Regions from separate parts of the Homo sapiens genome. Here region 2 is linked to region 1. Evidence: read pairs that join two places in POLR2A ChIA-PET (ENCODE). Cell type or tissue: IMR-90. All regions are shown on one strand. Region 1 has its middle 7.6 kb from the start of ADAMTS14. Region 2 has its middle 50 kb from the start of LINC02651.

Evidence for each region. ChIA-PET counts read pairs that join two places held together with the same protein. Peaks named below come from ENCODE experiments on the same cell type or tissue, not always from the same donor. Only the 100,000 strongest peaks of a DNase experiment are listed, where the experiment ranks them.
Region 2: POLR2A ChIA-PET joins it to region 1 with 11 read pairs; 1 of 35 experiments calls an interaction of 5 or more read pairs at or near these places.

Annotation. Positions count from the first base shown.
Region 1 is chr10:70,663,618-70,666,117 of GRCh38, reverse strand. No RefSeq gene overlaps it. Among named protein-coding and RNA genes, the nearest start is that of ADAMTS14, 7.6 kb to the left of the region's middle. In IMR-90, no CTCF peak of the experiment used is centred here; a DNase peak (open chromatin) is centred at 1,187; H3K27ac peaks cover 655 bases.
Region 2 is chr10:69,732,813-69,735,312 of GRCh38, reverse strand. No RefSeq gene overlaps it. Among named protein-coding and RNA genes, the nearest start is that of LINC02651, 50 kb to the right of the region's middle. RefSeq lists an enhancer at 2,488-2,500. In IMR-90, no CTCF peak of the experiment used is centred here; a DNase peak (open chromatin) is centred at 1,122; H3K27ac peaks cover 344 bases.

The DNA of each region.
Region 1 (2,500 bases):
AGCCACCGTGCCCAGCCTCCTTATTTTATAAAACTGTTTGTTAGTGGAAACGACAACACATGCAGAAAAACACCACCTGCCTATTGTACAGAGGGGCAAACTGAGACCCAGAGAGCAGAGTTGACCTTGCAACACCACACAGAAAGATCATTCAGGGGCAGGATAACACCTCAAGTCTCCTGGTTCCTGGTTCACAGTGATCTTAGAGTATTGGTGATATTGGTTCCCCCTTTGGTCATTCATCGTTAGTTCCTACCTCAGCCCAAAGGGAAGGAAGAGGAAGAAGAGTCTGAGTCTCTTCCTGCTGCTACCTGAGAGCCACCGTCATGCACAGCAGCTCTAAGCCAGTGGTTCTCAAATCAGCGTCCCCCTGTGCAGCAGAATCAGCATCACTTGAAAGTTTTTAGACAGGCACATTCTCAGGCCTCACCCCAGGCCTACTCAACCAGAAACTCTGGGGAAGGGGCCCAGCAATCTGTTTTAACCTGTCCTCCAGGGGACTCTGATGCATGCTCAAATTTAAGAATCACTGTTCTAAACAAAGCCTTGAAAACTGGGGCCAGGCTGGGAGCAATGGCTCACACCTCTAATCCCCAGCCCTTTGGGAAGCTGAGGCCAGTGGATCACTTGAGCCCAGGAGTTCAAGACTTTCCTGAGCAACATGGCAAAACCCTGTCTCTACAAAAAATACAAAATTAGCCAGGCGTGGTGGTGCACCTGTAGTCCCAGCTACTTGGGGAGGCTGAGGTGGGAGAATCACCTGAGCCCAAGGAGGTCGAGCCTGCAGTGAGCCATGATCACTTGACTAGATGACAGAGTGAGACTGAGTCTCAAGAAAAAAAAAAAGAAAAAGAAAAAGAAAACTGGGGCCAAATGAAGACTGAGAGCAAACTCACTAACTGAAGATCTGTGACTTGCTCCTAATTCAAGGCCACCACTCTCATCTCCTATCCCCTGTCTCCAAAGCCTGGGCTGGTGCTGCATCTGAACTCCAGGAGTCTGGCAGAGCTCCAGAAGCCTCCAGATGTGCGGGAGAGGGGCTGGGCCTCGTGGCCTTCTCCACATGACCCTTCTCCTTTGTTTCCCCAGCATTCCCTCTGCACATTTTTTGGCAAGTGTCTAATGACTGTAGCTAGGAGACAAGGATGGGTTAAGTTAACCACAGTGATTTGTCATGCATTACAGAACAGCTGATGCCCCCGAGACTGGCTGAACCATGAGATCAGTTAGAAACAATGCCGTTTGTGCCCTGTGTGTAGACATTGTGTGGCTGTGGTTACTGCGTGTTGGGGAGTGCGGGGAGAGGAGGTCTCCTTGTCTTTGTGAGGAAGGATGCCAAAAAGCCCAGCTGTCCTTTGGGAGTTTTGTTTCTGCCATCCCCTCTTCTGAAACCACAGGTCTCCTATAGCATCCTCCTAAGCGAAGTCCAGTGCGGCCCCTGGCATTGGCTGCCTGGGGTTCCAGAGAGTAAGGCAGGAAGCAGTGATCTCCCCCATTTCCCCGTGCCCCTATGGTATAATGGAAGGACTCAGAGAGATTCGTCCAGGGCACGCTTCTTACCGGCTTTTCTTCCAATCCTAACATCCTCTTGGATACCACTTAGCAGCTTTTCTTCCAATCCTAACATCCTCTTAGATACCATGGGTGACATTCTGCAGCAAAGAGGGGCCAGACCTCTATACTGTTCCTTTCTTTAGATCAGTAAGGGGACTTTGGCTTACATGTCACCAAACACATGGCTTAATTTATTATCTCATATAAAAAGGAATCCTGAAGCAGGCCAGTGCTGGACCTGGTTAATTTGGCAGCCTCACAGGATCTTCCAGCATCTCAGTCCCTTCCTCTTCCACTCTGTCATGCTTGGGGATTAGTCTCATCCTCAGGCTTGTTCCCTCTTAGCTGTAAAATGACTGCATTAGCTGCAGGCATCACATATTCACCTGATGCAATGGGGACCAGAGGCAGTGGAAGAGGGAGTTCTTTCTTTTTTTTGAAACAGAGTCTCCCTTTGTCACCCAGTGAGAGTGCAGTGGCGCAATCTTGGCTGACAGCAACCTCCACCTCCCGGGTTCAAGTGATTCTCCTGCCTCAGCCACCTGAGTAGCTGGGATTACAGGCATGCACCACCACGCCCAGCTAATTTTTTTTTTTTTTTTTTTTTTTTAGTAGAGACGGGGTTTCACCATGTCGGTCAGGCTGGTCTTGAACTCCTGACCTCAGGTGATCTGCCTGTCTTCGCCTCCCAAAGTGCTGGGATTATAGGTGTGAGCCACCACAACTGGCGGGGAGTTCTTTCTTGTCTCTCCTTTTTAAAGACTTTATTATACAGATTTTCTTTTTCTTTTTCTTTTTCTTTATTTCTTTTCTTTTTTTTCATTTTTTTTTTTTTTTTTTTTGAGAGAGTCTTGCTCTGTTGCCCAGGCTGGAGTGCAATAGTGTTGTTTCAGCTCGCTGCAACCTCCACCTCCTGGGTTCAAGCCATTCTCCTGCCCTCAGCCTC
Region 2 (2,500 bases), 930 kb after region 1:
GGAACTGTCAAGTTCATAGTCACCCAGTTAGGGGCCAGTTGCTCACTCTCAAGTCCCACTCTGCTTCCAGCCACTTCCTGCTCCTGGTCTTGGCCTCTTTTCTGTTCCTAGCTTGGTCTCAGACACAGCCTGGGTCATAATGAGCCACCTCCAGGGCTTCTCAACAGAGGTGTGTGTGTGTCACGGGGCAGCCAAGTAGGGGAAGGGCCCTCGATGCGTTGTCCCCTCCCTAAAACCAACTGTGGAACCACGGACAAGTGAATTCACCTCTCCAGGCCTCCTTGACCTTGGCTCTAAACTTATGGATGGGCTTCTCTGGTTAGGAGGAGTGGGTTGGAAGAAGATATTAGTAGTGTCTAAAAAAAGTGAAATTGAGATGATTACCGGAACCGCAAAGCCACAACTTTTATCTCCATTACAACCACAAACTCAGCCACCTTCATGGCTGATGCAACAGTCATACACTGCCTCTGCACAGATGTACCCAGTTCTGTGACTTAGCACCAGGAACTCCTAACCTGGAGCCTCTTCTTGGGTCTCAGTTTCAAAGTCTAACTGAATTGGCAAAATTGGAGTGGAAGGAAAAGCAGACTGTGTGTGTGCGTGTGTTCGTGCATGCCTGTGTGTGTGTACATGTTCATGCATGCCTGCGTGTGTGTGCATGCGTTGGTGTATGCCTCTGTGTGTGCTTGCGTGTATTGGTGCATGCCTCTGTGTGTGTGTGCATGTTCACACACGCCTCTGTGTGTACATATGTGTGTGTATGTTGGTGCATGCTTCTGTGTGTGAGTGTGTGTGCATGTGTTGGTGCCTGCCTCTGTGTGTGTGTGTGTGAGTGTGCATGCTGCATGCACTCATGCAGTCGTGTTTGTATTTGGTCTCAAAGGCAGATCCGAGAGCTTTGGATTTATCTGTCTGTCCTGCACCCTTTGTAGCACCCAATTGTTTGCATAATAACAAAGAGACAACAGGAACGCCCATCATTTATTTCACCTTCCCTTTGACTGGGAAGATGAAGGAAGAGAAAAACATGACTTTTTCTTGCAATTTTCCTGAGAAGAAACCCGGGCACAGAGAGATTATGTGAGCTGTCTAAAGTCAGCCAGTGAGTCAGAACTAAATCTAGCCCTGGAAGCCAAATGTCTGGAGTCCCTACTGGGCAGTTCCCAACAGAGGGTGGGGTTCAAAGTTTGCTGTTGGCCCCTCCCTGTAGCTCTCTCTCCTGCTCCTGGGCGTCCCAAGGGCTGTCCTCCCTCTCTGCTTCTCAGGGGGTTCTAGGAAGAGGGGGATTGGCCAGCAAGCTGGGGGCTGCTCCGTGTCCTCTGCAATGAGCTGCCCTGCAGGACCTCACAGAGCGGGAATGTTCCACAGCCCTCAGCCTTCCTGAGAAGGCCAATAGGCCTGACTGGTGACCTGGTCCCTTAAAAGGACAGCTGATATCCCTGGAAGCCAGACCACAGTCCCCAGGGCAGGGCACCCAGGGGATCCTGGATCTTTCCTTCCAGAAAAGGTCACACCCCTGCTACCCAGTGTGCTCTAGAGCAGTGGTCCCCAACCTTTTGGCACCAGGGATCAGTTTCATGTAAGACAATTTTTCCATAGACGGGGTGGGGGGTTGGGGGGTGATGGTTTCCGGATGAAACTGTTCTACCTCAGATCATCAGGCATTAGATTCTCTCTGGGCCTCAGTTGAGAGTCCTCTTCTCCAGAAAACACAGTGCCCAGAAGGAGAGATGAGCCCCAGGCATGAGGGGAGACACCTTCCCTCAACCACATTCTGTGCCTCAGTTTCCCTCTCTGGAAACAGAGCTGCTTTTTCTTGACATTTTCCTGGTGGAGAGGCTGAATGCTCTGGAAATGAATCATGGCAGAGCCTGGAGATCTGTCTCTGTCTCCAACTACACCCCAGCCACACTGCCTTTCAGTTCCTCCAACTCACCAAGCTCTTGCCCACCTCGGGGCTTTGACCATGCTGTTCCTCCTGCCAAAATGCTCTGTTCTTCTTCTCCTAGCTAAGTCCTGCTCATCCCTCAGGTGTCCCCGAGGGAAAAAGTATTGTGGAGAGGCAAAGCCTGGAATGAGCTCCCAGCCCCAACGTGAGATGGGAGGGATGAGGAGGATGGGACAAACAAGAGCAAGAAGGAAGACAGTCTGGGAGGGCAGGTCCTGGGTCCATGGGAAGGAGGCAGCCCAGACGGCAGGGAGAGCACTTGAATCTAGATATCCTGGATCCTCCATGACCACCACCCCAGGCCAGAAGATGACCTTGAGGCCCAGGGCCGGCATCGGGAAGGAGCGGGGCTGTGGCATCTGTCTGTGCCTGTCACACTGTGAACTCTACCTCTGGGCCTTTGTTCAGCCTGTTCCTCCCTGGAATGCCACCACCTTGTCTCTACTTGTAAATCCAGCACATTGCTCAGGGCCAGACCCCGAGTTCCTCTGTCCCCAGTCACCCTGGCACGGCTGCCTCAGGCCAAGGCTGGCTGCCCTAGTCCTGCCT